Regions from separate parts of the Homo sapiens genome. Here region 2 is linked to region 1. Evidence: chromatin contacts called from ENCODE Hi-C or POLR2A ChIA-PET data. All regions are on one chromosome and are shown on one strand. Each heading gives the region's core, a stretch centred on a gene start or an enhancer-like site at or near the end of the contact. The rest is flanking DNA. Distances are from core to core; before and after follow the strand shown. Region 1 has its middle 17 kb from the start of LINC00868. Region 2 has its middle 19 kb from the start of MIR6516.

The links. A loop is a pair of places that touch in the nucleus more often than their neighbours do. ChIA-PET counts read pairs that join two places held with the same protein, here RNA polymerase II (POLR2A). Pooled maps may share reads with other maps.
Region 2: a pooled map shows a loop between it and region 1 (6-fold over the local background). The contact joins two enhancer-like sites. A Hi-C loop is called at or near these places in 3 of 50 pooled maps. POLR2A ChIA-PET finds 5 or more read pairs at or near these places in 3 of 52 experiments (Caco-2, GM12878 and OCI-LY7).

Annotation. Positions count from the first base shown.
Region 1 is chr17:76,837,008-76,841,801 of GRCh38, reverse strand. No RefSeq gene overlaps it. Among named protein-coding and RNA genes, the nearest start is that of LINC00868, 17 kb to the left of the region's middle. RefSeq lists enhancers at 1-511, 1,766-1,815, 1,926-1,985, 2,236-2,285, 2,926-3,650 and a silencer at 1,999-2,194. Within about 2 kb of position 1,877, at least 2 of the 41 ENCODE cell types and tissues checked have a DNase peak (open chromatin) inside an H3K27ac peak, as active enhancers do.
Region 2 is chr17:77,106,114-77,110,907 of GRCh38, reverse strand. It overlaps a transcript of SEC14L1 not described here. Among named protein-coding and RNA genes, the nearest start is that of MIR6516, 19 kb to the right of the region's middle. RefSeq lists enhancers at 3,037-3,366, 3,480-4,144, 4,207-4,256. Within about 2 kb of position 2,598, at least 5 of the 41 ENCODE cell types and tissues checked have a DNase peak (open chromatin) inside an H3K27ac peak, as active enhancers do.

The DNA.
Region 1 (4,794 bases), core at 628-3,127:
GTGCCCTGGACCCACTGGGTACAAGGGGAAACTAGTCCCTTCCGGAGGACGCTGCTGGAGGGGGTGGGGTCAGGTCCAGTAAGGAGCAGAGTGGAACCCCCTTGCGTGGCTGCATCAGAGGCCACCCAGGGGCCACAGCATGGGCAGTCACAACTCCAGCGTGGGGGTAGTGATGACTTCCCTTGCTCAGGAATTCCAGCTTTTGTCTTCCTTCTACCCTTCACCCAAAAGACCGGAACCGGGGGAGAAAAAAAGGGAGTGTCCTGGGGCAAAGGGAGACACAGCCCTCCACAGACATGGGTGGGTGGGGGGAACAAAAGGAGAGAGAGAGGGGGAGAGACTGAGAGGCAGAGAGAGAGAGAGAAAGGGAGGGAGAGGCAAAGAGAGAGGGAGAGACAGAGAGGTGGGGTGGGGGGAGGGAGAGACAGAGAGGCAGAGAAAGAGGGAGAGAGAGACAGAGAGGGAGAAAGAGAGGGAGAGATAGAGAGGGATAGAGAGGCAGAGAGAGAGAGGGAGAGAGAGGGAGAGACAGAGATGCAGAGAGAGAGGGAGGGAGAGGCAAAGAGGGAGAGACAGAGAGGCAGAGAGAGGTGGGGGGAGGGAGAGAGAGGCAGAGAGAGAGAGGAAAAGAGAGAGGGAGAAAGAGGGAGAGACAGAGAGGCGGAGAGAGAGAGAGAGGAAAGAGAGGCAGAGAGAGATAGAGACAGAGAGGGAGAGAGAGACAGGGAGAGGGACAGAGAGAGAGAGGGAGGGACAGAGAGAGAGAGGGAGGGACAGAGAGGCAGAGAAAGAGAGGCAGAGAGAGAGAGAGAGAAGCAGAGAGTGGGAGAGACAGAGAGGCAGAGAGAGAGTCGGGGGAGAAACAGAGGGAGAGAGGAGAAAAGAGACAGAAATAGAGAGAGACAGAGAGGGAACAAGAGGGCGGGGAGAGGAGAGAAAGAGACTGACTGAGGGAACAGAGGGAGTCAGGGAGAGAAAGAGGGAGAAAAGGAGAGAGAGGAAGAGACAGGTGGGGAGAGAGGGAGGTAGAAAAGAAGAGAGGGAGGAAGGGACAGAGAGCTTGGCTCAGGGAGGCCAACAAGACTGTTTTACCAGGAACACAGTGATGAGAACAGAGCTCTGGTCTGGAGGGGCTGATGCTCCCTGTGGAAGTCCAGCTCTGGTCTGGAGGGGCTGCGTGCTCTCTACAAGGAAGACGACGTGCTGTGCTAGTGAGTGTTGGGACAAGACCTCTTTGAGGAGGTAACACTGAATTCAGACTGGAGTGAGGAGGAGACACAAAGGTGCCAGGGAGGTAGTTCCAAGCAGCAAATGCAGGAGCCCTGGGAGGGGTCAGCACTGGGCAACTAGAAGGGGAAGGAGGAGATGGGGTGGGAGGGCTGGGCAGGCCAGACCACAGAGCAGCTGGGATGGATTCTGGTTGCAGTTAGGGGTGCAGGGAGCGAGGTGCTGGGATTTGTGCTGTAGCCGGGTCACTCTGGCTGCTGGGCTGGGGGACACGGGACAGGAGTGGGGAGGCAGAGAGCTGGGAGGGCCAGCCTGATCCGGAGTGGGCTGAGGCAGTGGGGGTGGAGGGAAGTGTAGGTTGGGATATGTCTGGAGGGACGAGCCCAGGTGACTGGCTCAGGGCAGGAGAAAGAAGGAAACAAATGCAACTCCTGAATCTGGAGGCTGAGCAGTGGCAGGTGCCGTTCTCTGCGATGGGGAAGGTGGGATCAGAGAATTTTCACGTGCTCAATCCATGTGCCTATGAGGCACCCAGGAGAGGTGTCAAGAAGAGATGGATCTCATGGGGGCTCAGGGGAGGTGTCAGCGCAGGGAACAGAAATGCAGAAGACAGCGGCAGATGCTCTACAAAGGCACGGCACAGGTATTAACAGCCTCCTAGGAGGCGCTGTCCAACACCGCAGCCAGCAGCCAGCAGCCACTGTGGCTATTTACATTTAAATTCATTAAAATGAAACTAAAAGGAAACCTCAGGCCGGATGCAGTGGCTCAAGCCTGTAATCCCAGCACTTTGAGAGGCCGAGGTGGGTGGATCATCTGAGGTCAGGAGTTAGAGACCAGCCTGGCCAACATGGTGAAACTGTCTCTACTAAAAATACAAAAATTAGCTGGACATGGTGGCATGCACCTGTAATCCCAGCTACTCAGGAGGCTGGGGCAGGGGAGAATTGCTTGAACCCAGGAGGCAGAGGTAGCAGTGAGCCGAGATCATACCACTACACTACAGCCTGGGTGACAGAGGGAGACACTCCATCTCAAAAAAAAAAAAAAGAAAGGAAAAAAAAGGAAACCGGTTTCTCAGTCACACTGACCACCTTGCACGTGGCTCATGGCTACTGTGTTGCACAGCACAGAGAGAACATCTCCAACATGGCAGAAAAATCTGTTGGGGCCGGGCATGGTGGCTCACGCCTATAATCCCAACACGTTGGGAGGCGGAGGCAGGCAGATCACTTCAGCCCAAGAGTTTGAGACCAGCCTGGGCAACATACTGAGACCCCCATCTCTACAAAAAATAAAAAATTAGCCCAACACAGTGGTGCATGCTTGCAGTCCCAGCTGCTCAGGAGGTTGAGGCATCAGTGAGCAGTAACTGTGCCACCGCACTCCAGCCTGGATGACAGAGCAAGACCCTGTCTCAAAAACAAAAAAAAAAGCACCTCTGTTGGACCATGCTAAGATAGAAAAGACAGCCAAGAGCTGAGCCAGGCACAGGCCAGCATTGAGTGCTCAGAAACGACACCTGAAAAATGTGCTGTCTGGGGGGCCTGGAGCTGAGAGGTGACGTCGCTCATCAGAGACCTTGTCAAAGGCCAGTTCAGTGAAGAGCGGAGAGGACTGAAGTGAGCGGAGGGGAGGAAGTGTAGACCATGAGAGGAAAGAAATAAGCATCAGGCCGGGCGCTGTGGCTCATGCCTGTAATCCCAGCACTTTGGGAGGCTAAGGCAGGCAGATCAAGAGGTCAGGAGTTCGAGACCAGCCTGGCCAACATGCGAAACCCCGTCTCTAGTAAAAATACAAAAATTATCCAGGTGCAGTGGCGCGTACCTGTAGTCCCAGCCCCTCGGCGCAGGAAAATCACTTGAACCCAGGAGGTGGAGGTTGCAGTAAGCCGAGATGGTGCCACTGCAGTCCAGTCTGGGCAACAGAGCAAGACTCTGTCTCGAAGGGAAAAAAAAAAAAAAAGAAGCATCAGCTCAAGGGTGGTCACCTAGGACGTGTCATCATCACAGGAGGAAGGACTGGAGTCTTCAGGCCTCTATGCCATTGACTGTTCACGGCCTGGCTGACCCCTTTCTCAGGATGTCCTACAACAGCCGGAGCCCAGAGGACAGAGCCCAGGCTGAGAGTCAGCAAGCGGAGGGAGCACTCTGCCCTGAAGCCTGGGCTCACTCCCTGCACTGTGAGTTAAAGATGGCACTGAGCTGTCTTTCTGCTTATTCTAGATCCAGTTTCACTGGCGCTGGCCATGTCCAAGGCCAGGCCCTGAGCTCACCAGCTGAAATGGAACCTGTCTCAGGGGGTCCAGGCCAGCAGAGCCATTTCAACAGGGTCAAGCCTTCTCAGCCCAGAGCAGACCCCAGAAGCAAAGGGCTCCCACTCCAGGGCCCTGTGACAAGGCTCTGAGCCACTTCCTTCCACCGTGTGCTCAGGGCGAAGGTGGACAGCCCCAGACAGGGCCCGGGCATTCTTTGGGTGGCCTCCTACGTCTTTCCTCTGTGCCCCTTCCCTGCTGTCTCTTTGTGTGTCTGAATTTCCTCTTCTTTTCTTTCCTTTTTTTTTTTTTGAAACAGAATCTCACTCTGTTGCCCAGGCTGGAGAGTAGTGGCGTGATCTCAGCTCACTGGAAACTCCGCCTCCCAGGTTCAAGCAATTCTGTCTCAGCCTCTCGAGTATCTGGGATTACAGGCACGTGCCACCACGCCCGGCTAATTTTTGTATTTTTAGTAGAGACGGGGTTTCACCATGTTGGCCACGCTGGTCTGGAACTCCTGACCTCAGGTGATCCACCCACCTCGGCCTCCCAAAGTGCTGGGATTACAGGCGTGAGCCACCATGCCTGGCCTGAATTTCCTCTTTTTATAAGGACACCAGTGAGACTGGATTATTGCCCGCTGAGCCTCATTTTAACTTAATCACCTCTTTAAAGGCCGCATCTTTAAATACACTCACATTCTGAAGTACAGGGGTTAGGGATTCACTATGAGTTAGTTTTTTTTTTAAGAGATGAGATTTTACTATGTTGGCCAGGCTGGCCTCAAACTCTTGTGCTCAGGCGATCCTCCCACTCAGCCTCCTGAGTAGCTGGGACTACAGGTGCATACCACCAGGCCCAACTTTCATCATGAATTTTTTTTTGAGAGAGGCAAATCAGCCCCTCACACACAACCTCAGGTCCTATTCCAGGACACTGTCAGAATGTGAAGAGATAAAAAGGCACAAGCCCCCTTCCCCACTTGGCCTGGCTCTGTCTGAGCTCTGGGTTCAAATCCTGCTTTAGAATATAAAACTGCACAGACAATACGACTCAGGTTATGGAAATTAAATATGAAGACAAAGCAAATATTCTAAAAGATTAAATGGCAGGCTTATATGGGCAGATTAAATTTTTTCATTTTCCATTTTTTTGTATAGTATGTATTAACTGTTTTTTTGTTTTTTGAGACGGAGTCTCGCTCTGTCACCAGGCTGGAGTGCAGTGGCACGATCTTGGCTCACTGCAAGCTCCGCCTCCTGGGTTCACACCATTCTCCTGCCTCAGCCTCCTGAGTAGCTGGGACTACAGGC
Region 2 (4,794 bases), core at 1,349-3,848, 270 kb before region 1:
TGTATTTCTTTTTTTTTTTTTTTTTTTTTTGAGACAGAGTCTCACTCTGTCGCCCAAGCTGGAGTGCAGTGGCACAATCTTGGCTCACTGCAAACTCCCGGGTTCACACCATTCTCCTGCCTCAGCCTCCCGAGTAGCTGGGACTACAGGTGCCTGCCAACACGCCCAGTTAATTTTTTGTATTTTTTTTTAGTAGAGATGGGGTTTCACCCTGTTAGCCAGGATGGTCTCAATCTCCTGACCTCATGATCCACCCACCTCAGCCTCCCAAAGTGCTGGGATTATAGGCATGAGCCACCGCGCCCAGCCAGCCCCAATGTATTTCTTAAATGTATTTGATTGATGTCTCATACCTCTCTAAAATGTTTAAACCAAGCTGCGTCCTGACCACCATGGGCAAATGTTCTCAGGACCTCCTGAGGGCTGTGTCTCTGGCCATGGTCACTCATATTTGGCTCAGAATAAATCTCTTCAAATATTTTATACACTTCGACTCTTTTCATCAACAATCATCACCCAGGGCAAAGTTATTCCCAGAGCCACTTCCATAACTGATGGCTGCAAGATCCAGGCTCTCTAAAGGGAGGCTGAGGACAGTGACCCTAGGAAACAATCATTTTTCTTTTTGTCCAACAATGCAAGCCACTTCCTCTCTCTGCAACCAAGAATGCGTTTCCTTTCCGGAGCTCAGTCAACCAGTGTAATTACTCGAGCAGAAAAGTCACCTTTCAGAGCTTGGTGTTCTGAGACAGGAAGGCTTCTTATGTATTCCTTGGAAGACAAAGAATGTTCCTCAATGAAAACCGGGTAAACAACTCCATGCCTCTATTCTGGGTAACATGACAAAAGTTAAAAGGAAGCAGTTGGCCTGAAGTCAGTTCCAACTATTGTGTTGCTTGCACAGAAAGTACGGAATTAAAAAGCATGGGGGAGTCCAGTGGATTCCAAGAAAATGTTTGCGAGCCTACAAATTATGATGAATTATGATGCTATTTTCAAAAAAAGAGGCATATTAGGATATCAGCATTTTACGCATTTAGTTAATGTAACAGCTAACAGTCTGCTAAACTGTGGTGAGGCTGGGGACTCTAGTGGCTGGAAATGAGTAGATGCTAAGTACTGGTAGACTGTTTTGTTCCTTTTAGAACATATGGAACGGCATATCCTTCCAAGGCTGAGCATTAAACAATAAAAGCTACAGAAAGCAAAGAGAAAATATACCTTTGAACAGTTAGTTTCAGTTCGTTCTCTTTCAGAGTGTTAAACAAAAATCATAGGAGGCCCTTGTTTTGGACTAAACTCCTGCACTAGGCCCCAAAAGACCAGACAAAAATCAAAATGGAGTCACCCGTGCTCAGCAAACCAACACTGAGTTGTTATCTGACTTCCCAAGAAATCAGGCGAGAGAAATAGCAGCCTAATTTCCCAAGGAGGCCAGTTTCAGTCTCAAGTCAGCATGCTAATGAAGTTCCCTCTGTTTTAACCCTTACAACAAACAGTAACTTGGTGGGCTCTGTGACCCACGCCTATGATCCCAGCACTTTGGGAGGCCCAGGCAGGAGGATCACGTGAGGCTGGGAGTTTGAGACCAGCCTGGGCAACATAGCAAGATATCATCTCTATAAGAAAAAAGAGATGTAACTGTGACTGGTTATCTTTTTCTTGTTGTCTTTGTATTGTCCTGTATCTCTTCCTGCCTTACAAAGAATTTAACTTTGAAATGACCAATATGCTTTTTGTTCTGTTTCTGCTTTCTTCAGCCCTTAGTCTATAAAGCCAAACCCCAGGCTGGGTGCGGTGGCTCACGCCTGTAATCCCAGCACTTTGGGAGGCCAAGGCAGGATGATCACCTGAGGTCAGAAGTTTGAGTCCAGCCTGACCAACATGGTGAAACCCCATCTCTACTAAAAATACAAAAATTAGCTGGTGTGGTGGCTGGCACCTGTAATCCCAGCTACTTGGGAGGCTGAGCCAGAAGACTCGCTTGAAACCGGGAGGCAGAGGTTGCAGTGAGCTGAGATCAAGCCACTGCAGTTCAGCCTGGGTGACAGAACCAAACTCTGTCTCAAAAAAAAAAAAAGAAACAGATGACATATACATTCTTTTTTTTTTTTTTTTTTGGAGACAGAGATGAATGTATATATACATGTCAGCTGTTTCTTTTTTTTTGAGACAGAGCCTGGCTCTGTCGGCCACACTGGAATGCAGTGGCATGATCTTGGCTCACTGCAACTTCCGCCTCCCAGGTTCAAGCGATCCTCCTGCCTCAGCCTCCTGAGTAGCCCAGACTACAGGCATGCACCACCATGACTGGCTAATATTTTTGTATTTTTAGTAGAGACAGGGTTTCGCCATGTTGCCCAAGCTGGTCTCAAACTCCTGACCTCAAGCCATCTGCCCGCCTCTGCTCCCAAAGTGCTGGGATTACAGGCGTGAGCCACCACACCTGGCCTATACATTCATATTCTATGCTGGGGTCCCATCCCTCTGGCCCTCTGTTTCAGTTACCTGTGGGAAGAACCCACACGAACCATAGGGCTGCCACCTCCCAACTGTCCAGAGGAGACACACTGGACCCAGGTCTGTAGCAAGGGCTTCCTGCCGGACAGAACTGGGTTATGACGACCACGTTTAATGCAGAAACTCGGGACTCTGGATGGGGAAAGTGGAGCTCAGATAGTGCCGAGATGAGTCATCACCATGGGCTTTATTGAGCACATTTATATGGCAGCACTGCACACTCGCCCAAACAGCTGGAGGAAAGCTGCTCAAATGGGGAGAATCTAAGTCCGTGTGTGTGTGCGTGCGCATGGTATGGGGGGGCATGGAACAGGGGGCTGAAAACTGACACAAACATTTATACTGGCTGGGAGCAGTGGCTCACACCTGTAATTTTAACACTTTGGGAGGCGGAGGTGAGAGGATCGCTGGAGCCCAGGAGTTTGAGACCAGCCTGGGCAACATAGTGAGACCCCGTCTCTGTTTTTAAATAAATAAATAAAAAGTCAATACCAAATTGTGTTCAGAGACTGTGGGCTAAAACCAGCCAGCATGGCTCCTTTCTCAAAGGGACTTTCAGGCATCTGTGATAGTGTCAGCAAGCTCCAAGTAAAGCTTGAAAACCAACTCAGCCGTCAGCGCGTGGGAAACCTTTAGAACGCCACTGTGGAGAAGCCTTTGCTGTTGTTGCAAGAAAGTCAAGGAGGGCACCTTTACGTCACCGGGAATCCCCCAAGCCCCTCGGTGTGTGAGGAGGTTGCGGTTTATTCTGCCATCCACCGTTGTGGGTGGGGATCTTCTGACCTGGTCTACGGACTCCTGTATCTCATTTCTCTTTCCTGTTTTCTTGGACTTTCTCAATCTCTCTCCCCCTCTCTCCTTTTCATCTATGTCTTCATTAACTAGCATAACATAGAATAGAAATATATAATAGATTTTTTGTTTACTGAAAATACTTTTGAATTTTTTTCCATTTTTCATTAGTTTGAAACTACACGAAGGAGACTCTTTCTTTTCGTTCCTACCCAGCGCTCAATAGCTGTGTGACCTTGGCAAGTGATCGTCCCTGAGCCTCCATCCCTGTCTTTAAAGTGGAGATAAGGATGCCAGTCTCAGAAACTGTTCTGAGGATTAAATACCCAGAGCCTGGTGCCTGGAGCCTGGACCCCGGAGCCCGGAGCCTGGCGTGGGCTAAGTGGTCCTGAAGTGGAAGTGAGTTTTTGTTTGTGGCTCTTTGTTCTTTCCCCTGTGGGTCCACGGTGGTTGGCTGAATAAATTAGATTCTCCCCTGCCCCAGACTCTCAAGTCATTAAAGCTCTTCATTGATCAGCTGCTTCTCTCCAGTACTTAAGTGATCCTTGATGGTATATTACACCCCATGGGGGATGTGTGAACTCTTTTAGGTGATATGCAAATTACTGCTTTTCTGCAAAATGCCACCCTGGTGGCCGGATACAAGCATTCATGGGGAGTCAGCAAGGTGAACAGCAAAGAAAAGCCCGGGGCTGGAGAAGGAGAACGCAGCCTATTTCTCTCCTGAGAACCAAATAATTTTTCTTTTTTATTTTTTTTGAGAAAGGGTCTCACTCTGTTGCCTAGGTTGGAGTGCAGTGGCGCCACCAGGGCTCACTGCAGCCTCAACTTCCTGGGCTTAAGTGATTTTTCTCACTTCAGCCTCCTGAGTAGCTGGGACCACAGGTGCGGGCCACCACACCCAGCTAATTTATTTATTTATTTATTTTTTGAGATGGAGTCTCGCTGTGTTGCCCAGGTAGAGATGGGCTTTCACTATGTTAGCCAGGCTGGTCTCGAACTCCTGACCTCAGGTGATCCACCCGCCTCAGCCTCCCATAATTTTTTTGTTGTTTTATCTTTTTGAGATAAAGTCTCACTCTGTTGCCCAGGCTGGAGTGCAGTGACACGATCTCGGCTCACTGCAACCTCCGCCTCCCGGGTTCAAGCGATTCTCCTGCCTCAGTCTCCCGAGTAGCTGGGACTTCAGGTGCGTGCCACCACGTCCAGCTAATTTTTGTATTTTTAGTAGAGACGGGGTTTCACCATATTGGCCAGGCTGGTCTCAAACTCCTGACCTTGTGATCCGCCCACCTTAGCCTCCCAAAGTGCTGGGATTACAGGTGTGAGCCACCACACCTGGCCTCCTATAATTTTGAAATTATTTGTAGAAGACAGTCTCACTATGCTGCTCAGGCTGGTCTCCAACTCCTGGGCTCAAGCCATCCGCCAACCTCGGCTTCCCCAAGTGCTGGGATTACAGGCGAGAGCCACCATGCCCTG